7 separate regions of the Mus musculus genome follow, and regions 2, 3, 4, 5, 6 and 7 are each linked to region 1. A link is a loop called in an ENCODE intact Hi-C map of the cell type or tissue named here. Cell type or tissue: heart. All regions are shown on one strand. Each heading gives the region's core, and the rest is flanking DNA. Links, peaks and the distances in the headings are about the cores only.

The links. Hi-C counts contacts between places; a loop is a spot of excess contacts. Peaks named below come from ENCODE experiments on the same cell type or tissue, not always from the same donor. Only the 100,000 strongest peaks of a DNase experiment are listed, where the experiment ranks them.
Region 2: it touches region 1 in a loop (2.3-fold over the local background); 3 of 42 quality-filtered maps call a loop at or near these places.
Region 3: a loop joins it to region 1, with 5 times the contacts of the local background. A loop is called at or near these places in 4 of 42 quality-filtered maps.
Region 4: a loop joins it to region 1, with 3 times the contacts of the local background. A loop is called at or near these places in 5 of 42 quality-filtered maps.
Region 5: it touches region 1 in a loop (6-fold over the local background); 9 of 42 quality-filtered maps call a loop at or near these places.
Region 6: a loop joins it to region 1, with 2.6 times the contacts of the local background. A loop is called at or near these places in 5 of 42 quality-filtered maps.
Region 7: it touches region 1 in a loop (3-fold over the local background); 9 of 42 quality-filtered maps call a loop at or near these places.

The regions. Positions count from the first base shown.
Region 1 is chr15:40,654,262-40,658,804 of GRCm38, forward strand. Zfpm2 (zinc finger protein, multitype 2) reads left to right here and starts at 781. Exons shown (of 8, transcript NM_011766.5): 1 at 781-1,322. The coding sequence starts at 1,283. In heart, for the core only: a CTCF peak has its summit at 1,954; DNase peaks (open chromatin) are centred at 720 and 1,890; H3K4me3 peaks cover 3,704 bases; H3K27ac peaks cover 2,891 bases.
Region 2 is chr15:40,726,398-40,730,940 of GRCm38, forward strand. All of the region lies in intron 1 of Zfpm2 (zinc finger protein, multitype 2), which reads left to right. Among named protein-coding and RNA genes, the nearest start is that of Gm33353, 13 kb to the right of the region's middle. In heart, for the core only: no CTCF peak of the experiment used is centred there; a DNase peak (open chromatin) is centred at 2,704.
Region 3 is chr15:40,822,130-40,826,672 of GRCm38, forward strand. All of the region lies in intron 3 of Zfpm2 (zinc finger protein, multitype 2), which reads left to right. Among named protein-coding and RNA genes, the nearest start is that of Gm33353, 83 kb to the left of the region's middle. In heart, for the core only: no CTCF peak of the experiment used is centred there; a DNase peak (open chromatin) is centred at 2,362; H3K4me3 peaks cover 973 bases; H3K27ac peaks cover 2,016 bases.
Region 4 is chr15:40,975,116-40,979,658 of GRCm38, forward strand. The region is part of intron 5 of Zfpm2 (zinc finger protein, multitype 2); the gene reads left to right. Among named protein-coding and RNA genes, the nearest start is that of Gm46502, 200 kb to the right of the region's middle. In heart, for the core only: a CTCF peak has its summit at 2,382; no DNase peak of the experiment used is centred there; H3K4me3 peaks cover 740 bases; H3K27ac peaks cover 1,173 bases.
Region 5 is chr15:41,078,001-41,082,543 of GRCm38, forward strand. The region is part of intron 5 of Zfpm2 (zinc finger protein, multitype 2); the gene reads left to right. Among named protein-coding and RNA genes, the nearest start is that of Gm46502, 94 kb to the right of the region's middle. In heart, for the core only: a CTCF peak has its summit at 1,828 (motif pointing left); no DNase peak of the experiment used is centred there.
Region 6 is chr15:41,027,280-41,031,822 of GRCm38, forward strand. The region is part of intron 5 of Zfpm2 (zinc finger protein, multitype 2); the gene reads left to right. Among named protein-coding and RNA genes, the nearest start is that of Gm46502, 140 kb to the right of the region's middle. In heart, for the core only: no CTCF peak of the experiment used is centred there; a DNase peak (open chromatin) is centred at 2,642.
Region 7 is chr15:40,164,952-40,169,494 of GRCm38, forward strand. Gm33301 (predicted gene, 33301) reads left to right here. Exons shown (of 3, transcript NR_155350.1): 2 at 249-329; 3 at 2,362-3,125. Among named protein-coding and RNA genes, the nearest start is that of Gm33301, 4.6 kb to the left of the region's middle. In heart, for the core only: a CTCF peak has its summit at 1,929 (motif pointing right); no DNase peak of the experiment used is centred there; H3K27ac peaks cover 498 bases.

The sequences.
Region 1 (4,543 bases), core at 415-4,414:
ATAATCTAGCTAACCTTCGTCCTTTTGGATGTGAGAAAAATATCTGCCTGACTTCCGATTCCGGGATTTTACTATTTCAAATGGAAACTCAAGCAAGATGCAGAAAAGCACTTTGAGCGCAGCTCATCACCCGACTCTTGTGGGCCTAGTGGGGGATGGTCCGGGTCCGCAGCAGTCTCCTGGGAACTCTGACAGCGATGAAATGGTCTCCTGAGAGCCCAGGCAGATGAGAGGACTTAACGGGCCCCAAGACACACAGTTGGCATTTGTGATCAGCTGGCTTTCGCTGGGGACTTTGCCAGTGGCCTAACCTTCCTGCCAAGAAACTGTGAGGGCGGAGGGCAGGGGCTCCAGGAGGGGAGCAGTAACTGGAAGCACAAAGTTTATGGAAGGAGACTGAGATTTCTTTGTGCCCTGCTAGATGGGCGAGGCATTAGGGAGGAGAGTTAGAGGGTCCATTGGAAGAGGCTGTTGGAAGAAGTTGCTGGAAGGGGAGCGGGGGAAGGGTGGCCTGGCAGCTGCCCAGCATTGACGCGGTGACAAATGCAGAAGGTGGCCCCCTCCAAACCTCACGTCTCCCCCCACCCCATCAACCCCTTCAACTCCCACCCACGCCGCGATCCCCTTGCACTCCACGCGACCGAGGCCGGGCTGTGAGTTTGCATCCGGACTGGCTTTGGATGCAGCCAATCCTCCTTTCGCTGATGGCATAGTCTCCCCTCCCCACAGCCCGGGCGCGCCCCTCCCTCGCGCGCCTCGCCACCTCCCGCAGCAGTGCGAGCGCGGCGCGGCCCGGAGCGGCAGCGGCGGCGCCTGAGTCTCTGCCCGGCAGCCGGGGACACGGAGAGCGAGCGCGCGCCTCCTCCCGCACCCTCCGCCCCTCGCAGCCCGGGTCCCCCTGCGCTCTCTCCTCCCCTCCCTCCTTCTCTTCCTTCTCTTACCCCTCCACCCCCTTCTTCCCCTTTTCTCTCTGCCTGGCCGATCGCTCCTAGATTCCCATCCTCCCCCCCACAGCCCCATCGCTCTATCCGTCGCCCCCTCCCCTCTTCCCTGTCACACTCTCTCTGCCCCTTGCTCGGCCTCTCATTTGCTTGCTCATCTCCAAACGTGGATCCGCCGCTCCCGGAGGAGCCTAGCTCCGGGATCCCGAGCGCACGGAGCACCTGGAGTCCGACCGGCGGCGGCCCGAGCCTGCCCAGAGGCAGAGGCGGCGACAACCCAGGGAACCGTAGCGGGAACCGCAGACACCGCAGGAACCCCAGCGGCAGCGGCCGCGGCCGAAATGTCCCGGCGAAAGCAGAGTAAACCCCGGCAGATCAAACGTAAGTTTGCGCGCGGGACTGGGAGTTGGTGGGATCGGTTCCTGGGAGAGGGGCGCACGCGGAGGGAAAGATGGGAGACACTCGGGGAGATCCGCTCCTAGTCCTCGAGATTTGTCAAACTTTGCAAGCTATCAGGGAAAACCAGACGGCCGCAGACAGATGCACAGCCAGTTGGAGCGCCGGGCAGCCGCAGCCCAGTGTTTCTCCAACCTTCGCGCTCCCGGGTTCTCGGTTATTTCAACTCTGGTTTGCTGCAATCGTCGCCCTTTTTATGCTGAAATCTAACAGGACAATCCGCTCCCGCAGAGCTTAGTATGATTGTTGTCCTTGTTGTTGTCCTGGCGGTTGGCCTACCACTCTTGGGAGCATGTCTTGGTAACCCGGGATGAAGTTCTCAGAGCTGGTGGAGGCCACCGGGCTAGGGAGGTAACTTCCCCAGTGCGGTGGAAAATCAGTGTCTGGGGACCCAGTCCTGGGCGGTACCAAACGCTTTGCCAAACCCGAAGTGAAACAAAAAGTAGGTGTAAAAGTTCGCGCCTCTGTTGGAGACAGCCGCGCACCCCCTCCCTGCCTGCCGCGCACCCCCTCCCTGCCTGCCGCGGTATTGGGCTGCACCCGGGGACTTCGGGTGGGTCCCACTCACGGCGCCTGGACACTGTGTAGGGCGGGCTTCAGTTTGCCACTGGTCAAGGAGCGGAGTCCCCACTGGGAGGGGCCTCCTTTGCTTCTGGGCTCACAGGATTTGAGTTCAAGGTAGCCCATACTCTGGTGCTGTTCCTAGTTCCTGACCCCTACCCCTGGGTCCCTGGGTGCGGGTCCCTGCGGTGCCAGAGACACCTGCCTGCCAGAAATCCACAATCTCACTAAATTCTTCTAGGCCAACTTTTTTCACCTTAGGAAAATTATTCCTGTGTGTTCGATAGGCCTGCAATATATCTTCAATCCTTTAATCTAAAAAAAGTTAAAGGCCTTATTAATTTGAAGAAGATGATGATGATGATAATAATAACAATAATATTTTATGAGTTCTGTGATGTATTTCTGATTTTCCGTGTTGTTGAGGATCTGGCTACTCGTTTAAAACTAATTATCATGTAATTTTAGTATATTGCTTTAGTATTACCCTTACCTCATAGGTACCCTACATGCAAGTCAGAATTTCTTTTTGGTGTAGTTTAAAAATAAATCTTATCATACAACTTGTCCTTGAGATTGGGGGCAGGCTATACATAGCTTGCTACAGTTGATTATTCAATATGCATAATATAGTACACTCACACTCCCTGCCTCTCAGATGTAATTCCCTGGCTTTAACTCAGTGGATTTCTGTCCCTGTGTGCCAGTTCTCAGTCTAAACAACTTATTTCAAACCAAGGAGTGGACCTCACTTTTGGCGGAAAGCCTACCTAATCCTGTGGCAACACTGTCCTGGAAGACTTTCACTTTTTGGGTTCTCTGTGCCATCTAATTACCTTCTCCGTTTTGATGCTGAGTTGATCAGAGCCTTTTGTTTACATTGTACAGTTTATTGTACCAAATGATGTTTAGTATAAAAAAGTGGTTAGAAACATTAAATGCAAATGGTTTTAGTTCATGACTGTCGCCTAGATTGTTAATAAATAATTAATATTAATTGATTGTATGCTACAAAGACCATCTGATTCTACTTGGGAAGACTTTGTTATCTTCTCAATTAGCTACATTCATTTTTTTTTCTCTTCTATGTCCACCTCATATAATTGAAGATTAAAGCATTGGAACTAATTGCTGATGCTACTCTGTGTTATAGGTCGTAAAACATTTTGCTGGCTTATTTGAGTGGTGTGATTTATTAACTACCAAAAATCTGTGAAAGTTGTTTAATTGGGAAAAGAGCAAATAAATATATTTTATATATTTGTGTAGTTGTTCATAGGCATCATTCTCTGCTGATCTGTTTATACATTTGTAATATCTGTGCATTTTAGGCTTGTCTTGGATTCACTTTGGGATTACAGTGGCAATCTATGCAAATGTGAACTCCTCCTCTCTCCTTCCACTGTTAAGGAAAATGAAAACCAAAAGCTTTTTGAATTGTTAGATGGGAGTAGTGCAATCTCCAAGCTTTTGGGGAGGAGATATTTAAATGTGTTTGATCAGCTCAAAAGTCCCTTTGGCTGCACTCTACAGTTCCCTTGTCCCCTTTTGCTTGTCCAGGAATATGAGGTAGGTGTTTTTGGAGGAAGAAGTTTTTCTTATACTCAAAGTCTTTTCCACGATCTCTCTCTCCCTCCAGTTTAGGATGTGTGCATGAAGTACACTGTTTTCCATTAAAATTAACACAATTTCTTTGGCTATTCTGCATCAATGTTAAGTTTAAGCCATGAGATGAAGATGCTCTGCGAAACAAAAGCATTTCCTGCACTTACGAAAATTACATTTTAAACTTGGAAACATCCAGGATTTGAAAATAAAGCGTTGGTACAGCTGATAAAAACATACCCAGTTTACAGCAGCAACGGCAAGCAAAAGTCAGTTTATACTAGAAACTCTGAGACAGTCAATTTAAAGGACAAAAAGGTTGTTGGGCACAGAGTTTTTTTTTTTTTTTCTTTTTCTTTTTTCTTTTACTGCATACAGTTCCCTGCTATCTAAAATTGTGATTTATGCAGTATTTTAATATTTTGCTTATTCTTTCCCCTTGGGTGCTCTCCGGGCAGCGATAAAAAGGCGACGCTGAAAGAGCACCATTAATTTGCTATGATGACTGGCCAGATAAGAGGAGATAATGGGAAAGATAAGCGGAGAAGATATACCATCAGAAACCCGATTATTACCATTAAAATTCCAGCCCAGCAATCTGCAGAAGCCTGATAATTCCTTCTCCGTTTCCACCACTTTGGATGATAAGGCAAAAAATAGTCACTCAGTGCTCCTTGATTAGACTGCCTGGATTTTCTGATAATACAGTGATAAATTATGTATTTTGCCCCCATGTTTTGTCCCAAAATTCAGATTTTTTTTCCTATTCCAAGACTATATTTTCTACCTTCCTCTCAGAAGCTTTCTCTCATAAGCTATTATTGTAATCCTGGTTTGATAAAAAGCTGTGATAGGACGGGAGGTGTTTGGTGTGGAAGCCATATCATGCTATCAGCCCATCTCCCCACACAGCTGCTCCCTGCTGTTGTTTTTAGCCTTATCACCTCCTGCCAATATGCCAATAAATTGCCCAGATTGTT
Region 2 (4,543 bases), core at 390-4,389, 72 kb after region 1:
GAAGGTTAACAAAATGGAATTAAAGTCAGTTGCTTTTATCTATTCATTTTAAACTTACTTTAATTACAAAAATGGCTTACAACTACTACAAGTAAATTAATCAAAGTAATTATAGTTCTCAAATGACTTATTGAGAAATAACCACATTGTACCTACATTACATTATAAACAGTATTTATAAAGCCACATTATAGAACATAACTTGTAAAATACTATTTCTTTGTCTGGTATCATTCTAGAACATAGTAATAGTCAAGAAAAATTCTATACCTATTATATAGCACTACATTATTTTTACCAATGTGGTATGTTTAATACTATATAGACTGATGAGGAGAAAATATTAATGAAGATACACACATGATTAATCATAATTCTGATAGGAGAAACTATACTGTAAGGTTCTTATCAAATTATCTGCAGCATGAAAGGACTAACTAAAAAGAGGAGCTCTAGAGGTATCTTTGAAACATATAAGTTTATAAATTGCTTACCCTTCTGAACGTCAGTCTATAAATGAGTGTTTGTTAGTTTGTAGTGTTAGATAGAAGGGTTTAATATGAAAACTCCATGCTCTGTTTGAAGCCTTAGAATTGATCAATATGTTGCTCTATTTTTATCCAACATGAGTTGTAGTGTCAAATGGAGAAAGATAGAAAGCTAATGTTTTACATTAGCTGTCCTTTATCGAAACAAACAAAAAAAACCAAAACCAAAACCAAAAATCCATCAACATCCTTATGGCTCTTTTCTATGTAACAGGTGGATTTCATTCTAAACGATTCCATTATTCACAGATATGGTTGGGGTGAGAGATCTAGAAATTGGTAGAGTTCTTACCTAGTGAGCACACCCCAAAGCCTCAATTCCAGATTCCAGCTCCAGCTTAGTGGCACAGAGTCACACAGTCTTAGCAATTGGGGGGTAACAGGAGCTTCTTTGTCCACAGCAACCTTGTCTCAAAAACAAGAGGGAGGAGGGAGGAAGGAGCACTAGGAGATAGAGGCAGGTAAAGAGCTTTGGGGGAAGGGAAAGGAAAGAAGGAAGGAAATAAAGAGGAAAATATGATATTAAGCAAACAAAAGAACCAAAGAGCCAAGGTAAGAGAAATAGTCAGATTTGAATAAGTTATTATAAAGAAATATTGTCTTCAAATTCTGCAGTTGAAAGTAAAGCTAAGATAGAAAGCATTCTAATAAAATAGCTAAAAAATAATTGTGGTATATGCTAGTGGCAAGAAATGATAGTGTTTTAGGATGTATTTTTAAATATTTCACTAAAATATGTAAGCCTAGGTTATTTGAGAATACTTTAAGAATTTCATGATAAAGACATGACAGTTCATATCAGTATGGAGTGGTCTTCAAGGAGGCTTCTTGTGTGCAAAAAGTTTTACTTCACTGTCATTCTTAGGAGAAAATTCCTCCAGTTCTCTCAAGGAGAGTTGGCCTTGGCAAACCCATTGTGGACAGTCTTCTATGGTAGAAATTCAGACTCTGAAGAAAAAAGTTGGTGATTTTTTTTTGTTTTATATATATATATATATATATATATATATAGAGAGAGAGAGAGAGAGAGAGAGAGAGAGAGAGAGAGATTTTGAAGATTGATTGATAAGCTTAAAAGGTTTAAATATGATGCTGTAGTAGATTCAATAACTAAAATTGCTTTTGGCTGATGAGAATTATTGTTATTTCCAACTCTGAAACATTCTAGTTTGAAGAGGGACATTTTATAAAATCAGATCTGGAGCACTTCTGAGTCCATTTCAAGATACTGGGATGCTTCAGTACTTCAGGGATGTTCTGTCAAGTAACAAATAACAGTAGCATATCTCCAGGGAGCCACCTTTGTTTCAGGGAAGGTGTTTATATATTGTGTCTTTTTCATTGCCATGGACAATAACCCTGGAAATATTTCACCTTTCCCTCTTTTCTAGTTTTGGTGGTTTGTTTGGTTTTGTTTTTGTAATTTCTAAAACTATTTGGTTATGAAATTCAAAATTGTATTGACAGTTCTGCACTGGCCACTGTCTAGAAGTTATGTTTTATATTCTTGTAGGGTTTAGTAAGTACCATAAGTCAAATGAGTATGATGCACGCTTTTCCATGGATGCAGTTACTGTTCTGTTTTGCAGATGTTTTGTAAATTCTAAGCTGAGGTGTGCAAGATTGTCTTCAGGTTGTGGGCTCTGGCCACAGAAATCCCATTAGCATTAGCTTGGCCCCTCCTCTTGTCTTCAGTCAGTGGAGAACATGCCTTTTCCACCCTTGAGGCAATAAAATAAATGAAAGGGTGCGGCATGAAATAATTTGAATTTTGAGTAGTATTTTTCATGCCTTCATCATTTTCAAACCAGTTTAGCCTCATGAAGCAGTGTTGGGAATCGTGAAACAAGGGACCCCTCTGTTTTTGCCAGCCTGCAGGATCTTTTGAGTTTTTAGACTTGCATATGTTAAACAGTTGTTTTTTTTTTTTTTCCTGGTCCTTTTCCTTCTGTGGTCTCTGAGTAAGGATGATGACTAGAACTTTGTAATTCAGTAGAAATCACAAGTCAATGAACATTCAGGACAGGAAGACATCTTTAGTTTGTTTCTACTGGGTATGGTCCAGGCTACTGCTGTCCTTACGTATCTCCCTGACACAGAAGCAAGAAATTTCGGAAAAGATGTCCCTAGGGCTCAGCAGAATCCGTTCTCTCTGTAGCAGCTGGCCTGGTCTGTCAGCATTCATTAGGTTTGTGCTTCCCCCAGTTTGCACTTTCTCTGAGTATTTCATAAGGAGACTGGAAAGCCTCTCTCTCTCTCTCTCTTTTTTTTTTTTTTATCTAAAAAGGAAGTTTATTTTTGTTTCTGTGGAACAAAGGTTTATCTTTTAGTGTAACCATGTGTCCTCTCTAATTAGAAACCCTCCTCTTGTAGTCTTGTAAATAAGAAGGGGGCAATTTAATTCTTAGAGTATTTAAAGACTAACCCTCAAGATGGCAAGGTAAACAGTTTATCTAATTCCTTTTAGCCACACAAGATGTGGAGCCTCATTTACCCCCTAGTGAGCAATGTATAATGACTCTGGAACATCAGGGAGACATCTAGTGGGGTCATCTCCTTCTTTTAGTTACGTTTCAAGACATCAAATAAGCATGCTTCTCCTATATTGATCTATCTTCTGCTTTCCCTCTCCCCTTCCCACAGCGGGGTTCTTGTTAACATCTTTCCTAAGGCACCATATGATTATTTCAAACATAATACACTGACAAACTTTGCATAGTAATACTGTGCCAGCTGTCATGTAAGTTCATTGCATATAATTTGAAATGACTAGGGGCGATTACCCTGGTCTTATAGATGAGAAATGGACACTCAAGGCTTTTTGAGGCAGACAGAAGTCAAACAGCTCATCAGGAAGACAGCTAAGGTTTAAACACAGGAGTAACCTCTCATTAGAGCTCATGTTTTGAAGTGTCTCATTGATTTTTAAGCTTCATACCTTCAAGTATTGAAGCTAGTGATTTTTAAAATTACATTTCCGTTACTAATGTCAATTTTTGATATTTTCCCATAGTTCTAATTCATCACATCTCTACATTTTATTGTGGCATTTTGGCTCACATTCACCTATATTTCTCAGAAATATTTTGTATAAGGTAATGTGAGACAATGATATAAAACTAATGGAAGGAGAAAGGGAACGGGGTGGGCAGAGCATTGCTGTATTGATGTGGTATTTTATTAGATCTGGGTCTGTATGCAAGCCTGGGCTACTGGAGTGCTTTCCGGGTTGTGCTTATTAAAGAGTTTTTCTAGGCAGCTTGACAAGAATGTCCTTGTTTTACATTTGGTGGAGTGTGAGTGCCCACCGCTCTCTGGCTCGGTGGGAGTGAACACTGTACTCATTCAGTCTGAGTCCTTGAAGTTGGGAAGAGTTAGACCCCTATTGCTTATATATTTCTTGGGGGCAATTTCCGTGTTGCCTTTCTGAGTGTGGCAATGAAGAACACACTAAGGCTCTTTGAAAGGCAAGAAACATTGGAATGGAAATCAGACCTTTCTTAGATAAAAGGACGAAGGGATGTGGATGAGTTCCAACATCTGGAATCCAACAGATTCTTAATCTGCTCGTGTGGGGAGGACACAAATGCCTTCAGTTACTGTGAATAACTTGTTTGCTCCTGTGCTGCTGATCAAAGACCATAAAGAAGATCTTGACAAAATTCACTAACATTAAAACCAGTTTTGTGAAAGTGTCCTTGTGTCCTGTCTAACATAATTTGTATTATTATTATTAATTATTATTATTATTACACAGCTTTTCGATATTGCCAAGTAATACAATAATGAGGTGAATTTCAATTGAAATTTTGTGTAGATATAAATGTTGATCATGTACAACTTGAGAAATAACTTTGCCTATTCCTTTTGTTTTGACTTATACTGTGAACAAACATGCCATCCTAACCAATACTCAGACCATTATAAAATAATAATTACATTTTCCCCTCCAAACTGTTGTTCCGTTCCTTCATATCATAACTCCTCTCTGATAT
Region 3 (4,543 bases), core at 372-4,371, 170 kb after region 1:
TAAAGCATCTTTACTTGAGTATCATATTTTAATTCTAGTTATAAATAGGACATTGTAGTCCTTGTGTTAACTCGTTGCTATCCTAATTGAGTTACTATGGAAGTGAACAATTAAGGAAAACCAAGTTTATAACATCTAAGAGTATTTACCATAATTTGTTCTGGAGATGGTCTGTTCTTACTGATAAACTAGAAAATTTATACTTAAAATTCTAAAAATAGAAGTAATAATATTAATAATAACAATAAAGATAATCACAGCTTACCCATTATGTTTTGGAAACAAACATATTTGACCACATGGAAAATGTCAGTGTAACTTATGTACGTGAAAATGTCCAAAGTGCAAAAGCCACAGAGAAATGCAGTTTGGGAACGGTACGTACATGGGGGTGAGTCCTAACGTGAACGTTAGTTATGTTTGCTGGGGCTCAAAATTTTCACCCTCAGAAGGAGAATTGTTAGAACAGCAAACATTCCATACTCAAAGTGCAGGCAGAGGAGGTTCGCTGGAGTTGAATGCTTCTAAAGCCAGTGGCAGCTCTTCATTACTGTAGAAATACTCTAGCAGCAGAAAGTTCAAAGCCTTTCAGTTTTGCCATCGGATACATATGCAGCTGCAGAAACACATGTGTGTCTGTGATGTGGGAGTCATTTGTTTCTGACACTCCTTCATATTGGTGAAAATGCTAACATAGTCTCAGAAGACTTTCATCACACAAGGAAAATGGCCTTTAAGCCCCAAGTACACATCAGCACAGACCTTTTTTTGTTCTTAAGTTTTCCTAGTAGGGCTGGTAAAGTCTAATGTAATATTAAATTTTACTTCATGCTAAATTATTGAGTGCCACATTGCCTTACTTAAAGTCATGCAAAATGAGCCAAGTTTCCACTTTAATTTAACTCTTATTGCTATACTAGAAAAATTGGTATTGCTATATTAATAATTAATCAAAGGTAATCAATGAGGTATATAGCTAATTCATACACAAAATACCTTAAAATGTCTCACTATAAATGAACTTCATGCCTAGTGCATAAGGAAGTTTGAAAGATTCAAATTATAATAATTATAAAATATGGTATCATATGTGTGGAGAATTTTTTAGCATGTCTTTGACAGGGATTTTATGGAGGAAGAACATTTTCTAACTCTTTAATAGACTGGCATTTTTTAAAGCAAGAATAAATGTGTCATCAAATAATACACAATGAAATAAGAGAAACTTGTTTGTTTTACAAAGTCATGTAAGGAAGTAATGTAAATATGAATAAATGTCACCTCCTCACAATGTTAGTAAATGGAGAAATAATGCGTATCTCTTATCTTTTGGCATAACTTAAGATAGTTTATTATTGTGGAGCAGCAAGCAGCAAGCGCTTGTTAGATATCATCACTTGGTCAGATTTGTAAATATATCAATTCTCGCGGAGGGAAGGATTATCCTCTACCTACTCCACTGAAAATAATTACATTTTAACAAATGCAGTATATATGTTCACTTCACTAGACTTCTTTCTCTCCATATAGTTTGCTTGTAAGACTGATCTCCCCCGTGTTCTGTAATATTTTCCTCTAATTTTAAGATGCAAACTTTCTAGTTAAGCTTTTTGCAAATGAAAGGAAAACTAAATGTGACAATTACATCTATATTGTGGTTTAAACTTTTGCTCTTTCTTTATCTGATCCCGAGTGATGCCTTCCTTGTCTATGCAGTCAGAGCAAATACCTAGTTGAGGAGCACGGTTAAAAGATCTTGCATTGACTCTATTTACTTCTTTTTAAGGAACAATAATTACAGAAGACTTTGCTTATTTTAATCTAAATAGCACATTAATAAGGTTGAAATTGATTCTTTCAAGTGGCACTATGAGAGCTAATTTTAGACTGGTAGATAAAGGACACATATCTTCTACATCGGTATCCATGTCCACTGTTACGTCTGAGTGTCCCCACAGATAGTGGCCAAAGGGTTATCTGCGGTTGGAGATGAAGGCCTTTGTCCCGCATGCAACAACCTGAAAACCTAAATGACTTGCTCCCAAGATGAGGATATTGGTCAGGTAGTCTTGGAGACTGGGAGGGACTATGGAACTCCTCAGTGTATGTCTGTCATCAACAAATGTTTTGAAGGGAGGCATTCTACCCAGCTAAACCTCAGTTTATTTGCCATAGTTTTGGTGGAATTACCTTTTATCAGATCGCAAGTGCAGTTCAACAGTGAAAATAGGACAAAACGGGTTCAGCTCAAGTGTGTTGCAAAGTCTTGTGACATCGAGCCCTGTAAAATGACTTGATCAGAAGAGTTATACTTAGCTCCAGTGTCAAGTTTCATGGTGTTTCACAATAGCCCAACCACCTCTACTGGTGCCTGCATCATTCCTGAGCAGTGAGGTGACCAAAGTCTGGTAGAACAAGAGAGTAAGCCCTTCCTTGCTTCCAGCGTCCCACTAATCAAAACACAGGGTAGATTCTTGAGGCTCTCTGAAACTGCTGCCTTGGTTTAGCTGGTAGCAGTGCCTTGGTGGTGAAGGAATCCCTTAGAAGCAAGGCATAAATTATTCTTACTGGAGAAGAAAACATTCTTTGTCAAGGCAAGAAACAGAAGGGAGTTTCCAGGCTGCTCAAAGTGCCAAAGAACTACAAGGTCTTCAGGGAGATGCTGCAAAATTCCAGATGCTTCCAAGAAAACCTTACACCCTCCTCCTCCTCCTCCTCCTATATTTTAATCATGAACCATGAAGCCTTTTGAGAGAGCATCCAGTTTCTCCTAGAGAATACTTCACCGTTCATAGCAACAAAACACATCTGATAACAAGAGGGACTTTTGGCAGCTGCTGGAGCCCCAGTCTAACCAGTAACACGGTTTCCTGGCCTTGTCACTAATTCCTGTTGGAGAATTATCAGCTTCTGTCTCTAGCTGCAGAATCCTGCCTGATAAGAGAAGAGGCTCATCTGCTGGTAGCAGACCCCCGCGCCCAGCCTCCCCAGTTTATCTGCTTCCGACCAGTTCATAAATCAGTCTGTAGGATTTTCTTTTTTTCCTGGAAAGAGGCCTGTATTGTTGTGTTTTATGATAAATATATTGCTTTCATTGCAACAATTAGTACTTTAATATGAGCCCTTAACCGACGGCGCTAGTTAGGGACATCTTGCGAGTGCCTCCTCCCTTGTCAGTGACAAGGTAAGGTAATCCTATACACGGACTGCTATTGTGAGCTGAGAAACTGGCCTCCTTCGCTGCCAGAGACCAGATGCACCTCTTCTATCCTAATCTGTAAACGACTTAAAGGAGCCTTATCTCGGGGCTCTTCGGCTTCATTTCATGCTTGATTTACTTTAATTTGTCTGATAGGGCACAAGGATTTGGAGACGGCCCATCTTTCTGCAGAAAACGTTCAGATTTTTTTCCCCTGGCATTGTTGTGTTGGGGTTTTGGATTTTTTTTTTTTTTTTGAAAAAAAAATTTTCTTTTTTTTTTTAAATGTAGAAGAAATCTTGCTCCGGTGCAGCAAGCTGCTTGAGTGTGTTTAGACTTAAGCTACCCCAGCAGAAAAGAGTTTGTGAAGTGGTGTGATTGTGTGATGGGCCCCATTTACATTGAAATCACATTATGAGATATATCTGGAGTCCTGAAGGGAGCAGTGCAGTAGAGCGCCCTGCCCACAAGATCCTCTGAAAGCCCTATATATAGCAGCAACAATTGATAGGAGATTTTACAGGGTGCTTTATAAATATGTAAATAGGTGTTATCTGATTGGGTTCTGTGGCTACATGTCAGTACCTCAAAGGAAGCAGGGCTGTGAGATCTACCTGGAAAACGGTAGTTTGCATTCTAAGCGAGTCTGAGAAATAGAAATGTTTTGAAGGTTGACAGCAGGTCAGGGTGGAGATGCTTTGCAGCCCTTCCAGGGGAAGCTTCCTGCCCCAGAGGGGTTCCTGTGCTCTCCCAGGAAGGGAGCCTCTCCACTCACCCAGTTTCTTTGCTCCATAGCAGTCTTCTTCTTGGTAGCTGTTGACCTTGTACTCTTCTTGTTATTTCTCTAAATTGTTCAGGAGATACAGCACCAGTGGGAATTGCTCTTAGGTTTCTTCTGCATTTTAAAATATGTACTCAAGTGACCCAAGGGAAAGAAAATAAAGTCTTTGGTACATTGATCCCTTGATTAGTTATTTCCTAAATGAAAATGGAAATACTATTAAAGCAGTAATAATGTTCCATCTTAATAGTTGAGGAGTCAATAAATGGCTCCCGCGTGCTTCATTAAGGATCTTAATGAAGCCAATTTTGATGGCGCAACTTTATATTATCCTTTTTCTCCCTACTCTTTTCACTTTTTATAGTCCATCTAAGCTGAGGATAGTATAAGGTAGGGAAGGAGTTGGTTTAAGCTGTCCTATAGATTTTCTTTATCTGAATATTATTGTCACTGTTCCAATAAAGATAATGGTGAATTTTAGAGTGAGGAATATATTTAGTACATTTGTATGCAGAAAATAAACAAAAAACTTTGTTTCATATGGGACATAGTTAAAATAATAT
Region 4 (4,543 bases), core at 358-4,357, 320 kb after region 1:
GTTTTGTGGGCATATGCATATTGATTTTTGCATCAGTAATTAATTTTTTTATTGCTGACTAATATTTCCCCTGCTTCTCTTACCAGCAATCAGAATGCTTTTTTTCAGTGGGAATTTTGATTTTTTTTTCATATCTACAGAAACGGATTCCTCAAAAGAGGAAAATCTTTTATCAAGAGAATCTGGAAATCTCTGTTATGCTATGGCATCAATCAAGGCACATTTTGTAGCATTCTTAGAAAAGAGAATGACACAAGTCCTAATCCTTGGCTTCTGTAGTTGAGTAACCTCTGTGCCATGCTGACTTGCGTCAGCTGTAGGAACTGAAGTGAACAGTCTGCTAAGATTGTCAAGAATCCTACCCAGGTGGTTCAAAGATGAATGAAATTTAAACATTTCGCAATATTGGTATTAAAAATAAATTGTGTGCGAGTAGCATATACGATAAAAGTTAAGAGATACTTGTGTGAGAATATGCATGTACAGTAATTGGTGTGAATATACATATATGATAAAAAGTTAAATGATACTGGTGTGTGAATACCCATGACTTCTCTTTTCTGGCCATTATTTCTCTTTGTCTTATTAATTGCTTTTCACAAAGAAAAAAAAAAGCTGTCCTAAAAATACTTTGGAATCATCACATGGAAACAGCCAACATGATGGAAAATATCAGTATTATTATTTTAGCTAATAGGCAGTTGAATCCATGAAAAGAATCACTGGGAAGAAAAATGAATGGCCAAGAAGTAAAACAATTATTTAAAGGAGAAAAAATAATACTAACCAGGGTTCTGAGACCAGGAATAAAATATATCAGGAGGAGATATATCTTAAGGGAATTCGGTACACTCAGACTTAATTAGAGGCTAGAAATGGACACAGCCAGATGATATCAGATAGCCCTGGAAACTCCTTACAGGAACTAAACCCCAAGAACAGCCTGAGAATACTGTTTAGTCTGCGTCTTGTGGCAGCATCTATGCCCTTGCTAAAGAAATATATTTTTGATAGACTTCTCAACACCCAAATTGCTCATACGTTAAAAAAGAAAGGGAACAAATACAACAGTCTTAAGAAATGAGAAATCACACGGTTAACAGCAGTTAGCTGCTATGCCCTAACCTTCAACTCAGCGTGCATGATGAACTAATGCTGCTGGTCTGCTAGTTGAAACAAAAGCTCAGAAATGTTGGAACGGAAGCATGTTAGACATGAGGGAGTGGACTGGTTCTCAGGCCAGCCAAAAGTCCTCTGGTATTAGGGGATGGGTGATTTGTTTAAAATTACAAAAATAAGTGATTTTTTTTTACTCTAAGAGTGTTGTATCATAAAATAATCACATCTCATAACAATTTCCAGCAAAATATACCCACCAGAAAGTACTTTATAGATCCTTATGAATTGCAAAATATCTTTAAATTTTAATTGAAGAAAAATAGCTCATGCAATGTGTGATTTCAAATCTTTGAAGAAAACTCTATAAAGTGCTGTCCTTTGAACAAAATATGTAAGTCATTTGAGAATAAAGATAATTTCTCCAATTAAAATATTGAAGTGTAATGTAAGAATTTACTTACCAAGCTACAAAGAGAGAACACGTATGTTTGAGGAGGTGTAGTATTTTAATAGAAGATACAAAAAAGACTTGCACACAATATGAATTACTTTTCTGAAGTATTTTTAGGGGGCAAGGGTGGATAAGAGTTAAAAAGATATCAGTACTCATTAGGAAACTGCCTTGGAATGGAAAATATGTCTTCTTTTATCCTGATAATAACAAAGAGCTGGAAAAGAAGATAAACTCTTTCCAAAACTCTCTAGGTTGTTCTTAATATTAAATTGTTCTATAAATAATCAGCCAGTATTTGAAAACTTCTTTGAATGAGCTGGAAACGTAGATATAAGTATTGGCAGATCTGAGACGCCATCGCCAGTGGCCTAAATGTTATGACTCTGCTCAGCAAAGCATGATGGTCACCAGTTGGATCCCTAGTGATATCCATTAACCCCTCTAGCATGGTGGCCATGGAGGAAAAGCTGGTCAGCCTCCACAGTGTCACGTTTTCAATCCCAGCACTTGAGCTCCCAAACCCATGAGACAGCCAGAGCCAACTGTACTTAAACACTGCCAACAATAATATAAAGTGACAATGATGAAGATTGAAGCCTTGTTCCACCCACAAGGCACAGCAAGACACCAAGAACATAATGAAGGATATAGCACATTAATTAGAAGATGATTTCTAAAACCTACTGTTATGAATACATACATCGTATGGCTAAATAACTACGTGTGTGCAGACAAGTACTTTAAGGCTTAATACTTGTAGTTAGATTTGTTGATCCTGAAAATGAAAAGTAAAGTCTTGAGATAACCACGCCCCCTAGCTGCACACTGAAGTACTAAGTATGGACTACTCAAGAGTTATTGGGTTTCCCTCTAAGCCATAGTAAATATGTGTGTGCCATAGTAAATATTTCAATAAATCTGTGCTGGTGTTCTATATCATTTCAGATCATAGGTTTTAAATTTAAGAGCAAATATATCATAGAAACTAAATACAAAAACCAATAATCCACAAGAAATGTGAAAGAGTCATTAGAGAAACATACCCTATTCATTCCCAATACTGGTGAGCAGTCTAGCACCTAAATAAGAGGAGGAGGAAGCCAGGCAGTGGTGGCGCACTCCTTTAATCCCAGCACTTGGGAAGCAGAGGCAGGCAGATTTCTGAGTTCAAGGCCAGCCTGGTCTATCTACAAAGTGAGTTCCAGGACAACCAGGGCTATACAGAGAAACCCTGTCTCAAAAAACAAACAAACAAACAAATAAGAGGGGTAGGTAGCTAAAGCTGGGGAAAGAAGAAACTTTATGCTGTGAGTTGATAGAATTCAAAAGCAGGAAAAAAAGGGGGGGGGAGCTTCAAAATGACCATACAGTGAGGTCGGAACAAAATGTGTAGCATTGGAGGAAAAGTTTTAGACCAAACCTAGTGAATCTAAGAGTTGTTTAATAATTTTGAAAACCCCAAAAAGTTTGTTACAAGTTTTGCTTATTGGTAACGTGGATTATAAATAAATGTAGTGATAGGGGACAAGGGATAAAAAGAGAAGAGAGCCATTTGTGTTCCATAGCACAGCTGCAAGGCTTGCCATGGGCCTGGAATCGTTCCCCGGGCTTTTGTAGGAGGGACTGTGAATACTGTCTGTATAAATCTCTCACCCAAAGGACCCATATGTCTCTGCAATATGCATTCTGGGTACTATAACATTCCTGACAGAGGCCAGAATCTGTGAATTTCACCTGCCTCAAATAAAGGACGTGTCGCTCCAATTGTCCCACTGTATCTTCTGGTCTGTTGGCAGTATAGATTCCATAGAGGCTCAGGAAAGTGCTGAGACCAACTTTACCATCCCCTTTTCTCACATTCCCCGCGGGGCTCTAGGATATTATTTCAAGGCTGGACTAAAGTTTTATCAACAAGAGACTTGTGCCATAAAGACTGCAATGTAAAAGCAAGCTGCAAGGAGCAGCTTTGAGCCGAGGCTTCAAGCTTTGTCATCACGCTTGAAGAATTTTCTGTTTAATGTACTGTAATGCAGTATTCAATGGGGACACGTTTAATTGAGTTTTACACAACCCAGTTGGGAGTAGCGCTGCAAGGTAGGTGATGTCTAGGTTTTTAATCTTCCACTCCGGAGAGGCTTGTTGACGGAGAGGTTCTTTCTCTTTGTAAGGAAAAAAAAAGGAAGCATGAGAAACGATACATCCGCGGATAAAACCAATTGGCAACCCCCAAAGGAATGAGGGCGATAAGGCGAATCCAGTACTTGTATGAAATAAAAGAACCCAACAGTTCATTTAAATGAGAAACAACACGTAGGATGGAGGAGGTTGTGAGTCTGAGCACAGGGGTGGGCAGGAAGGAGCCCCACAGACCAGCTGAAACAGGAGCAAGGAAGCACCCAGACCTCGCTCCAGGGGGTCCTTTCACGGAGATTCTGATGGTTGTTCATTTTGAAGGAAAGGGAGAGGGAGGGGGGTCACTTTTACATTAGAAACAGTGAATAGCAGCAGGACAGGAGCTGTATCAACCGAAAAGTGTTTAAAATAAATCACCATTTCTTTCTAACGTCCCAACCTAACCCCACAGCAACCTGGGTAAAAATAGTACCGGGCATGTCAGAAAGACAAAATAATACCTTCTATATCAGCTCCAAGGTATTAAACTTTCTTAGCGCCGGCTGTTCTGTTTTCTTCTGCCTTAGCAGTCTAAGCTGGCAGAGCAGAAGCAGCCCCAGTGTTCAAAGACAGCGTTTCTGTTTTGTCTCCATGACACTGGGCCCAACACTGCCTGCAAAGCTGGTCCAAGAAAACCTTTTCAAAAGAAAAATTAGCATTTATCATTAACTTTCTGGTCCCAGCCTAGGAGGGCAACCAGATAAGGATTTCTCCATATATTCATATATTTAAAGCGTCCCCTTAAGAAGGAATGCTGGCACACATTTATTTCTTCATTTTCGCTCCCCTGAAATATTT
Region 5 (4,543 bases), core at 178-4,177, 420 kb after region 1:
GGTCTTCCAGATAAGACGCAGCCCTCTCACGAATGGAGTCTTTCTCTGCAGTTGCTCTCCTGTCCTGATCCCTTGCCTGCCTTGCTATACTCCGCTTGAGAATTTCATCTGTAGAAAATCCACTCTGTCTTGGTTTTGTGCTCCCTCCCACCCTCCATTGAGACTCATATAGGAAATCAAGAACCCATTCTGCCCAATTCTATCATCACATGGCCCAAATAAGAAATAACCATAAAATACCAAAAAGAGGTCTCCTTGTAAGCACCAAGAGAATAATACCACATTTTTCTATAACGAAGTGACACCAGCCTACAGACATATACCTATTTTTGGATTAAGACCATGGGTTGCACTGCTAATCTTAGTGGAAACAATAGCTGCTGTCAGATTGACCCTTTTGTGCCAATTAGTGAATAGTAAAATTTGTCATTGCAAACTGCACAATAAAATGGAACAGAAGGCCATGCAAGTCTTAGAAAATTATTTTGCTCTAGTTTCATAGTCATACATGGAAAAAGTTGAGATTTGCAGTGGATTGTCCAGTCATCTGCAACTTCCTTGGCAGAAAGCCACCCTGCCTTCCACGCTGCCCATCCTAACTGGACTGAGACGGGCTGACCTTGAATGTCAGACTGTCAAAGCACAAGCCATAGCTAGGACTCCCTTTCTATTTGTGGATTTCAATTACTTGAAAAACTGTTTCCTACCTTGTGATGCTATGATGCTCTTGACTAATTGTTTTTAGCTTCCATTCTTGGGCGAATGCCCATGTGGCTTGTGAGAGAGCCTCATCTTCTTATATAGCAAGAAGATATGTAGAAACTCACTCCATTGTGCACATCCTGAAATCACTCGCTTGAGGAGCCCTTCCTGGTGATGGTGGGACTCAAGTTCGTGCTGATTACCCATAATCCCATGAAGGTTTTCCAGACTGCTTAAATGACTTTGCCTGAAATTCAGCAATGAAGACCTTGCGGGAAAAGACCATGCTAAGCCACCTGACCACCAGAACGCTAGTTGAGGATTTTTACTTATGACAAACAGGTATTCAGAATGTAGAGACTTGAGAGTACCTTTGATACACCTAACATAAAATTAAGTGGGAAAGATAACTCCCCTTGTCACAGAATGATAGGAAGACAAGGAAGCAGATGTGTTCAGAGGAATGTAGGTGTATGTTCAAGCAAAATCTTTCTCATGCATTTGACTATAGGCCTGGAAAGTGTCACATTAATTTTACAGACATAACAATCTTTAATGCTTATGCTTGTCACAATTGTTTCTCCTTTGGCACAAACAGTTAACTTTCCTTGCGATTCAGCAGCAGCAGCACACTCATTTCAGTAAGCATCAAATGTCTGCTCAAAGCACGTTCTTAAAGGTAGAGCTCTAAAATGTCTATGATATAGAATGGAACTCTTTAAACAGGAGACTTTTGTATCCTTTATAGAATAAAGAAAGACGCTAAAAAGCAGAGGAATGGGAGTTGCTACATATTAACAAGCAAACGTATTAGACCTGTTCATTTGGATAGCGTTTGTTATACTTCAGCAACCCAGGCTTCCGTTCTTTCCCTGTTAGGGGTGTGGGGATGTTACATCTTTATGTTTTGTTATCTTGACAAGGGTGCGTGAGTTGAATGCAGGGGCATTCAGATGAGCATTGGAGAATAGTCTGTAAATTACTACAAAGTTGTTTAGTCAATTAACATAAATCTTTAGGGATTATAAAGCTCAGTGTAGCAACTTCAACATTTCAGGTAGAATTAAATAAATAAAACCTGCATTTTCTTTTCCTCGGTCTTTCCTTCACAGTGTGCACTGAGCGCCACCTGCTGGCTGTTTCTTTTTTCAACACTATATTCTTCCCTAACAAGTCAGTCATTCAAAATTAAGATTAGAAAAGATATGTAAATTATTAAAGATCACATATATAGTTATATCTATAAATAATATTCTAATACACACATCGATAATCTTATGTCAATGCACAGAGAGAGTATCATGAATAAAGTCAAAAGTTGCATTATTTATAAATGAGCTATAAATATCCATATTTTACCTGGAAGTATTTATTATTACAAACTGTTATATCATAATGCTACAATTTGCCTTATGGTAGAAATACTGTGGCTTTTCAAAAAAGATTTTATTTGTAATAAACTATCGTGAAAGTTTTAGATACTAATGCAAAAATTAGGGCTGTGAATAGAGATTGCCCAGTGGTTAGAGCACTGGCTGCACTTACAAAGAACCCAGCTTCAATTCCCAGAACTTACACAGCAGTTCACATTCATCCACAGCTCAGGTACTGGGGGATCTGATGGTTTTCTTGCCTCCTTGGGCACCGGCATACACATGGTACACAGATATACATGTATGCAAAACAGTCACACACTTGAAATAAAAATAAATTATGCTTTAAAGGTTAAGTTAGAATTATTAAAATTCTCTGAATTTACCTACACCATGACGTAAGCAAAAATTAATGAAATAGAACCCAAATAAATGAAGCATCACACCACTGTTCTATACGTTTATGAGCAACTTAAGAATGTCAGATTTGGGCTGGAGAGATGGCTCAGTGGTTAAGAGCACTGACTGCTTGCTCTTCCAGAGGTCCTGAGTTCAATTCCTAGCAACCACATGGTGGCTCACAACCATCTGAAATAGGGTCTGATGCCCTCTTCTGGTGTCTGAAGAGAACAATGGTGAATACATAAAATAAATAAACCTTTTAAATAAAAAAAGAAAGAAAGAAAAGAAAAGAAAAAGAGACACCAGATTTTAATCTTATGTATTAGATTATATAATCTTAAATAACATATAATTACTAAAACTATACTAGTTATGAGCTTCCTTAAACATAATAAAAGACACACTAAGTCACAGCGCACCGAAGCACAACCACGACCCACAGCTGCTACTCATCTTTTAAAAAAAAATTTTAAAGCTCCACAATTTAAAGAATTTTCAATTCTGGAAAAGTGGATAAAAAGAAAAGATGTTTTGGTAGAAATTGTACATCGCACTATTAGCATCATGGATGATTTTTGTGTTACTTGAAATTGATAACAAGGCTTTGTTCAAATATTTCATGTTTCCAATGCTAAAGCAACAGAATCTCACGCAGTTCTGCCTACACTTCCGGTCCTCCCCAGCCCGGGAAGAAAGTTAGAATCCCTGTTTCCCATTAACTTTGTTTGCCAAACCAGATAGAGTAAAAAACAGGTGCATGCACGCCATTGTCATTTTTCCACAGCGGGAAATTATTAGTTCCGTTATATTTAACAGTTGATTGTAAAGAAAAATAATTACTCAAAGGAAAGCTCATATAAAGTGAAATAAAAGCATAAACATTAATTTAAAATTATATGTTGCAATAAGAAAACCCAACACACATTGTCATCTTTAGAACTTGAACCCTAATTACAAATGATAGCCATTGTTTACTGTAGGACACATTCGACCCATGATCTCCTTCAGAATTACTGAGCTTTTATGGACAGATAAAATGCTCCCTGAGAAGAGAGAAACACTGAAACAGGAAACATGCTCTGGGCAACAAAAGAGCATGAAAATAATGCATAGTACTTATAATTTTTAATTTTCCAAGCATCACAGATTGCTTAATACTGTATGGTTGTTGGGATTTTTTTTTTTTTGATAAGTATCATGTTTTGTTAGGAGAACATTTGGGTAAATATATTTAAAAGCTAATAAACTTTACCAAGGTATGGAATATGTTGACTAAAGATGGCTTGCAGAAAGATGCAATCCCCTCTCCTGGCTGCTTTTGCCCACAGATCTCTTAAGATCATCACTTAGGGGAGTTCTGAGTGCTTCATGTGGCTGATGCTGAAGCCCATCTCTCAGAGGTGACGTGTACAGGACATCTCCTAGCACACAGGACACAGGACACAACGAGAGCTGTAACTGGGCAGTATCTCTGAGTGATTGCAAATCAAGGCTGAAAACTCAGGTTCCTGCCAAATGCTGGCATTTCTGTTCCAGGGATCTGACCAGTTGCTGCAGGGGATGCCAGTCTTTCACCTCATCCACTGGTGTCACACTTTTGATCTAGCTCCCTAGAGAAAAATCGATTACTTTCTGGGAATTAAAAAAATAAATAAATAGAAAGGCAAAACAAAGAAGTCTAATAGAAATGGACAAGTTGACAGAGGCACTGAGAGGCTCATTTCTAGCCTGGTGCTTAAGGGAGCTTCATTGTGATCCTGCAATGCATATTACACAGAGAAATGGAAAGAGGGAAAAAGAAATTAAAAACAGCCTCCTATGATGAACTTGTATAATTTATGCCTCTGCAGAGCAGCAGGCACAGTGTGTCAGTTCCCCCTCCCCTCCTCTTTTCCCCTCCACCTGATTTCTGAGCCTCCCAGGCTGGGCAAGAATTTAAATTAAGAACACCCAACACACAAGTCAGAAATGAAAGTGCAGAATGCACTCCGATTATTCATAAGCTTGCAAGTTGTGTATTTTGGTGGAGATTTCCTCCCTTCTGCTCCTGATTGCTGATGAAGAAT
Region 6 (4,543 bases), core at 385-4,384, 370 kb after region 1:
GCAGCAGTCATATTAGAACAACAGCTGTCGGTCATCTACAACTTAGTCTGACTATGGAAACAAAAATTGCTCAAAGACCAGAAAGTGCATTCTAACTTGCTGTGCTGAGAGACAGCTATATGTTTTATTATTTGGTTTGTATTATGTACTACATGTGATTTCTACAAATATATTAGGAAGCCTTTATATGTGTGTCTATATACTCTCATTCATACATGTTTTTAGGGGGTCAAATAGTAAACATTTTATTAGGCTGTCATTGAAACTAAAGTTTATATATTTTAATGGTTTTGTTTAGTGATAAATAGCCACAGAGTGATAGAGCTAAATCCCAGTCTACATCTAACTTATTCAGTTACAATTTTTTTTGTATTGTCAAAATGTGGTTTTCAGACAATCTGCTCCAGACTCCTCTGCTGAGAGGAGGCCTGTAGATTTCTCAGACCTTGATCCAGACCTCCTGATTCAGAAGTTCTGGGGTTTGGGCCAAGAAGCCTACAATTTCCTATTCAGTCCACCTGAGCTATATGTAGCCTCTAATATAATATGTATTAATAAATTATAAATATAATATTATTGTCTTTTCTCTCAAAGACAGAATGGCTAAATTCTCAAGTAGTTTTTCATAATCTGAAACCATGTCCATTTGGAGGTCAGGGAAAAGGGACGCTAGCAGGCAAAATGACTTCTCTTGGTTTGACTTGTAAGAAGTAACTTGTAGCATGTATTCATCTGTTTATGTGACTTTCATTAACATGCATATATGTGAAGAAATATATACGCCCATTGTGTTATACATGATATGTTAGTGTATGTGACTCATATACTACATGTGATAATACTGGGTCAGGTATGTTAATAACGAAGCAGTGCCCCGCAGAGCCCCTCTAACACACTTTCCATGATTTACAGGAAGTCTTCTAAACCTTGTGTGAGATCATGTGTTCCTATTATCAAGAATTTCCCAGAAGGGATGTATTCTCTAAGATCCCTTGATTTAGTCAAATCTGGACGCCCAAAGAAAACATGTAGCTGCCTTGTGTGCTTTTTCACAAGTCTAAAAGAGTCGGAGTGACTTCCTGAGGTTTGCAGTCTCATCCCCTCTCACCGTGTATCAACTCCCTAAGAGTTTTAAAGAATGCAGCACAACAGGGGAGTCACTTAAGGCAGCAAATTCATCTCCACCAATGCTGAGCCTCCTGTGACAATGGATTAATCATCAAAGTCGATTACTCTGTCACATTCTCCAAGGGTGAAATCACACATCTCACCACTGGTGTGTGGAGCAGGCATTGCCTTCATCTTCCTGGCACAGATACAAACTGTGAGCAACTTTTATGCGCTGCAGACTTGGAAGTGCTGATACATTTAAAAGAGAGCTGCCTTTCCAGCATCACCTGCCCTGTGGCTGCTGAAAAATTATACTCCGTGCATGTCTCTCAATATTCCCCACTGATAGGTCAGCAGCTATTACAAAACTGCCCTGATAAGAATCTGCTGGGAGCGTCAAGGATCGAATTAACCCAAATGGAACCACTGAGTCAGAGGAAAGCAAAGAGATGAAGCCGAATGGCTAACAGCTCTTTCTTTTCAGAGTGTTTATATCACAGCCTCCCTTCGTGACAAAAAAATCAAACTCTTAGTCTTTTGTATAAGATTGTGCTCGTCATCCCTGGGCTCAGTCACTTCCATGTTCTCTGATAAGAGCTGCGTTGTCATTGCGTCTAATACTCGTCTTACATTATCTGCGTTCCCCTCCCCTGTTTCCATTTATTTCAACTCCACTAATAGGTTACTCAGTCCTTTACATTAGAAACCATGACAGTGTTTTCCATAGTCTCCATCATACTCACCTTGGGGTGGATATTTTACCAATTCTTGTCAGATAGCTGTTAAATTACGTGGAATGGTGTTCCTAGACTTCGGTGGTGGTTAGGGTTTTGTTTCATTTGTTTGTTTGTTTTCTTTTCTTCTTTTGAGACATGTTACTAAAACGATCTACAGTCTTGCACAGTAGGAAAGGAGGATGGCTTTGAACTTGAGATTCTCCTGCCTCTACTCCTGAACACGAGGTCTGATGGTTCTTTAGATTGGAGTCAAAGCTTCCTGCGTGATGAGTAACGGCTGATCCCCAGAGAAATATTGATTGAATTATTGAGTATTCATTACAGAAAAAAATGTCCATGATTAATACACGAAATCAGAGTATGAGTGAGTGTATTAGCAACACACCTTGAGCTTTGTTTGTTTGGATTTTATTTTCTTTCATGCTTACACAACATAGTCCTTCGGTCTCAGTGCAGCATAAATGAGTTGTAGTTGATTGCATAGGCTCCGAAATGGTCAGTTCTACCTCATACCGTGGGTAGAAGGGAGCTATATTGGACTGTGAGCTCCTAGACTCCTGATTATATACTTACTGTGGAGCCTGACTTTGGACTATAGACAGTAGCATACTGTATAAACATGAATAAACTATACAACTTAATTTTATTATCTGTAGAATAATATCAGCAGGGTCTGAAAACTTAGTCACCAAATATGTGAGATCATAATTAGTCATAGTAATCCTGGCAAAAACATTGGGCCTCAATAAATATGTTGTTCCCTGATTGTAGGTTGGCGCCACCTGGTGGTCGCTGCTCAGCCTCGCTCATGCCTCTAACGGGGTTGAGGGTGTTGGGGCTAAGGAGGAGACAGCTAGAGTCCAGGAGACAATTTGAGTAATCTTTGGTTAGTTGATACCAGGATTTTCTGCCTGATGGAGAAAGATTAGTCCTGAAGAAGAATCCTCACATTTCATGAGAACATGAGAGCTTTACTGTATATCCATTTTCAAGCTGTAGGAAGATGAAAAATGAAGCCATTCACCCATCTGATGGTAGCTGTGTTTATCTAACCATCTGGCACATTGTTCAAAGACATGATTGTACTCTGAAGGCTTGTACTAAAAAGCACAAGTGAAATTATGACTTTCAAAAGGCTTTCTGTAAGTTCAAAGCATTGATGGAAGAAACATAAACAAACAAGTAACGTACAGTTCTCATTTTTCTAGAGGAAATTGTTCAGTGTTAATCATAAATGTAATATAATTTTGTACCTTTTCACTTTATACATATATATTTCCATTGTATTGGGTCCTTGCCTTGATTCTGTCTTCACAAATGTCTTTTCAAAATGGAAACTGCCTTAGTTCAATCTTTGCAATCCTCCTGTTTATTTCCTCACAGTCATACCTCATTGTACTATAAGTTTGTATCCCCTGTCTCGCACATGATTTTTGTCTTCACTTGACAAGACCCAGTTAGTTGTCAAGAACTGATGTATTAAAGATGATCCGTTGATAAAAGTCAGATTCTAGCCAACACCCAGGATCTACTGCTGTGAAATATACTACTCCCATGTCACTCCCATTGCCTAAACTATATGTGTCCCCAAACCACTCTTGTAAGATTGGTTTTTTAGCACCTGTGATGTTCAAGTATACATTGTCTTCAAATCTGTAACAATCTCCCTGATATCAGTTGCAAAGCTTACATATTTACCCAAACACAATTTAACTGACAACTGAGTTGAAGGCAAAGGTAGTAATGTCTGACTTAGCTTTGCCTTCAGCTTAGTCGTCAGTTAAATTGTGAAGTTAGTAATTGAGATGTTTCAAGGTGATAATGTGGTACGTTCATTCTGTGATAGTTGGAAGCATTGGTGGTTCTACACTAGTTCTTTGATATAAATTTGACCACAGCAGTGCACCCCTTCCATGACAAGTCAAACAAAAGGCATAACCATAAATAACTCAAGCTTTTGTAGAGAGGTCCTAAAATGCTCAGTATCATGAATTCTGGATTAGACACGTTTGGGGTAGTTTTTTCACTCCTTTGTTGATTAGCTTTTTGCTTTAGATATATTAATCAACTTTGTAAACCTCAGTTTACACCTATATAATATTGGGATTATAATAACAGAATCTTACAATTTTTGGAGAATGACTTAACATTGTACATAGAAGCATTAATCACCAGTGTTCAATAAAAAAGTAAAACCTATCGCACATTAGTAATTGTCACTGTGCTCTTTAGCAACACTGTTACTATTGTTTGTCTTTACTTGATTCACTGTAAAAGAAACTGATGCTAGATTCAATCAAAGGCAACAGGCTTGGATAGCATCATGGCTAGCAGGGATCTCTGGGCCAATAGGCCCTGTGATTAATATTTTATGACAGATTCTAATCTTGAATTAATTTCAACAGCCTTGATAGATCAACATGAGAAGAGAGTTATTTCATTAGCTAATTTGCATCTAAGAATAATGTGTGCCAAGTCTACATGATTTCCTTTTGACGTCGCAGGAAGCTGGACAGTTTACAAGGACACATTTAAATTATGGAAAATATGTTGACTTTTTTTAAAATGTGAGGTCCTTTAGCAATCTGATATTAGACTGAACTTTGGTAACCAGCACCCTAGAGATGTGTCCAAGGACAGAAAAGCCGAGGCGTCAGCTCTTTCCTGAACACCTTCCTTTCATCATACTCTCTCGG
Region 7 (4,543 bases), core at 165-4,164, 490 kb before region 1:
GTGGCTGTCAGTGTCACACATGGCAATGAGTGTGCCCTGGTTTGATATCATTCTTACCTACTTAGAGAAGGCAGAGGGAACTGAAGAACACTTTCTAGGCTGATTTGGTGTTGGTAGATCGTGAAGGGAACAAGGTCATCTTGGATCTAGACTACCTTTCTCCAAGGACCTTGAGATCTGGAGTGGTGACATGGAAGCCAGCCCGTGGCTTTGTGCTTAGGCTCACTGTCTTCCCTCTGTCCTGGCAGGACTCGAAGAGACCGCCTTTACAACTCCAGGGAAAGCTGTTGACACAGACTCCTGGTTCTGCTTGACATCTTTCTTCTCAGGTAGGAGGGAGGGCAGAACTCAAGTCAGTCTTGACGTAGTAAGATCTGCAGGGCAGTGGTTGGACCACATGCATCTCTGTGAAGCTCAATAAGCAAACTCAGGAGCAATCCTGGTTGTAGCTGAACATGCAATGGAGAAAAGCAAATAAAGATAGAAGGCAAAACAAAAATACAATGGAAAGCAAAAAAATAGTGGATAGAAGAAATGGGGCAGCAGGCTCACAAATCGAAATGAAGGGAAGAAAACCACTCAGGAACTAAAACAAGGTCTCTGAAAGTTGTGCAGGATTAGGAAAGCTGGTAAGCTGGTATTCTTCTCACAGAGGTATAGGGGTCACCCCACCCCGCACCGTCCTGCCTACATTCTTTAAGACTCCTAAGTCAGCAGGACTGAGTGGCTTAGCTAGGTTATTAGACAGTCGTGTGATCTTGGACTTGTCACAGTCTCCCTTAGGTCTCTCTTGAAGGCCTGGAGATGAAGCTGGAGATCGGCAGGTTCCCTTTAGTGTGAGCATTCCATGATGTACTTGAAAGGGGGACAGGTGTGATTCCTGGCGATTATGTCACCCATTCGTTTTTCCACTTGTCTGCATTATCCCTTTGACTACACGGGTGATAGTTGGAAGGCGGCCCTCCTCAGAGAGTAATGGCGCTCACCCTGTGAAGCCGAGAGAAAACAATTCCTCGTGCTCGTTTCAAGCTTGGGCTGGGAGGTGCCTTCAAGGCTTTCAGTCCAATTATAGAAATGCAGAGTCCCAGGTTCTTAATGTGTAGGTTTTATAGATATTCACTTTCCCAAGTTTCTGAGGGTTCGTAGAAATTTTTTGTGGTAGTTACAACCTCTGTTCTTCCAGGACTAGGGAAAAGCAAGTTACGGAGAGTCGTCATTTATGAACTTCACATGAACTATGCACGTAGGGCACGTAAGAATACATATGCAATTATCACCTTGACTAAGGCATAGAACATTCTGGAATCCCAGGATAATTTTTCTGTGTCTTTTCATCAGCACTTCTGCTCCACCTTACCCCAGAGCATAGCTGTTTGGCTTCTGTTTCCAAGCTTCATTTAGATGGAGTTGTTTGCACTTGGGATCTATCTGGAGAAGCTGGGATAAGATGTGGAAAAACAAGAACCTTCCAGAAAACAAAACAAAACAAAAACAAAAACAAAACAAAACAAAACAAAACAAAACAGGAAAGCCCCGGTTCCCCATAATTATCCTGTGACTTTCACATGTTTGTGGTGGCACGGGTGTGTAACCACACAGAACTCATGTCAAGTTCCCATCCTTTTTGATCAACACCGAGAGTTAAGCAATCAATGGTGGATCGGGGAAACAGCCTGTAGAAAACAGAGGAACTGAGTTTATTGGTGAGTCAAGGTAATTGCTTGGGGGTGGGGGCCGTAAATGACTCCTGGAGATATTTTAGTTTTTGAATTTTTGATGCCTGATTTTGGGCATGTCTCTTACAATGCAGTTGGAAAGGGTAAGACGGCAGAAAGAATCTCGTTTCTGAACAATGAGCTAATCACATGTCTTAGATGTTTAATTCACAAATGCTCCAGAAACACAAATAGCCTGCTATTCAAGATATGGCCACTAGATGGGGATCTTGAGTCAATCATAACTGGCCCACTCCCCCACTCCCTGATTTTTTTTTTTTTTTTTTTTTTTAAACCAGGGTTTGAATACATATGATGCGAGTTTACAATTTTGGCATTTCATGTTGTTGCTGAACTTTTTGGGGACAGTAATTTGGAGTGAAATGCATTTAGTTTTAAATGTATGAGCTTAATTAATTTTTCATCTGGGGTCTCGGTAGGGTGGAAGGGCCCCAATGTGCTGTGGCATGCTATTAATCCTGTGCTAAATTCTGGCAGAAGTTACTACTGCTTATTCACATTTCCCCACAGGGTGTGGTTAGTCGCAGTGGCTGTCACTGTACCTTATAACTGATTAAAAGTGGAAATCCTTACTAGACATTGCTCTCGCAGCAACCAGCAACTACACTTGGTTTTGTTTCCACAGGATAAGCGGGTTCCACGTCTCAACTTATGAAAAACACTAGCAGCAAGGGCTCACGTCTTTTGCTTTCTTTCATGTTAAATGAAATTCCAAAGTGATTTTTAGATGCAGCCACAACGCGACCTTATAGAAAGATCTTGAAATCCGACGTAAAGACCTTTTCTATTGGTGAAGGCAGCCATGCGACCGAGGAATAAAATTACGTTCGGCTGGAAACAGGGACTGAAGCGGTTTGTCCTCCCTAAGACGTTTCTAGCAAACGCAGGAGTTGGACGGCCTTGTCTGTAATGTGCTGACCGTCCACCTAGGGACAATGTGACCATTTGGTTTTTGGCTGCTATCTGAAATGAGTTTGAGTGTCTCAGCTCATTTCATGAGAAACACAAATAAAGGCCACATAATAAAACATGCAATTTGGGATTATTGCCAGTCTCTATTCAGAAGGTGCCCAGACCTCAATTTCTGAAAACGAAATTCTGTTCCACATAGATAGAAGCTCCTGGACTTCCAGACCGGCTCCAGTGGAGTCACGGGAAGGAAGAAGAGGAAATTGTAAACCACGAGGCATCATGCCAGAGGAAATGCCTCCGGTGACCCAGACTGAATGCCCTATGGTCTCAAAGACCCCACATTCAAACTGCACGATGTCTGGGTGTGCTTGACTCCAAGTCTCAGGCAGGGGCTATCCTCTGTCTCTGCTTTTCCATACCATGCTCTCTGCTGTATATCTTCCTTAAGCTGCGTAATAAAGAATGATAAGGGCTTCACTTCTTTCTGCCGTCACCTGACTCTGCCACAGTTCCAAGAACGGGGGCACCGGGGAGGTCTGCAGCAGTGTGGGCCCTGAGAGCTGTCTGTGGTCGTTCCACACTTCACTGCTCACTCTGGTGAGAGAAACAGACCCCAGGGGCTGGCTGCACTAGGGCAGGGAGAGGATCCCGGCGTGGACAGACTGTAGTGAAAGACCGTTTTCATAAGTATGGGACATCATCCAAGAAATGTCTCAGATTTCAGACTTTGATCCCTTTCAGCAAGTGAAGATTATTTTCAGTTGTTTATTTCTTTTTTGCATGTCTTTTTCTTAAGCAACAGTAAAGCATGTTCATTAGAAAAGTTGTAGTAAACAGACATGTCCTGTGTCCGGGGAAGTAACTGTTTGGAAGCCTATCACATAGATATAAACTCAGCCAGTGCCTTTCTGTATAGTGCACGCTTTGATCCGAGCTTGTGGGCATGCAAGTACAGTATTCCAAGAATAGTGGTCATTTTACAGTACAACTTCAAGGCTTTCGAAGACACGGGGCTGTCTTCTTGCTCTGTATTTTACCAAGTATTTATTTATAGCTTCACGGTTAACAGCTGCCTTGTATTCCCTGCTAAACAATCCCTTATTTTAGAAGAGTGCCTTCAACATGTCCACTTTATTGATGATATAAACAACACTGAAGTTACACTCAGAGAGTTTTACTGTATATGTCAATATATCTAATTTGAACAACTGACGGTGCAGATATCACGCTCCGTGTGGAAGGAATACCTTTGACAAGAGTATGGGGAATAGAAGTTGGCGGGTATAGAGGAAAGAAGAAGAAGCCCCCCTCCCCTTCCATGAGAAAATACCCTTCGCACGCACAAGCGTAAATATCCCATGTACGCCATTTTAATGTAATGGAAAGTGGTTACTTTAATCCCTAGAGTCCCTGGTTTAATGGAAAAGTTAGAGGGGACACAAGATGCATGAAACTGTTTTAAAGTCTTTGTTGGGCTTGGAATGATGAGAGTTTATGTAATTAATCATGAGGGGATGTTTTTAGTCACAGAAATGATCATTAGCACCGCACTAGAGTTAAGTAATCTTTATAGCAATATAAAAATGCCATTTTGCCCTTAGATCTTACCGAGATTTCGCTTCTCTTTTATGCTCTTTGGCATTGCAACACCCAGTAATTGAATGCTACTTACTAATGAGGACAGAGAATGGAGCCGGCTAAGCTAATGTGTCCATGGAAATTTTCTGAAGCACAAGTCCCAAATATCACCACCACAAATTGTGTTAGCCCAAAGCTAGGAAAAAGGGAAATTAAGTTGTGATAATTGTGGTGCTTAAAGAATTGTCCCCACTCTTTTAAGTTATTAGCATTTGTTCGTCCCTGTTTTTTTTTTTTTTTTTTTTTTTTCCTTTAAA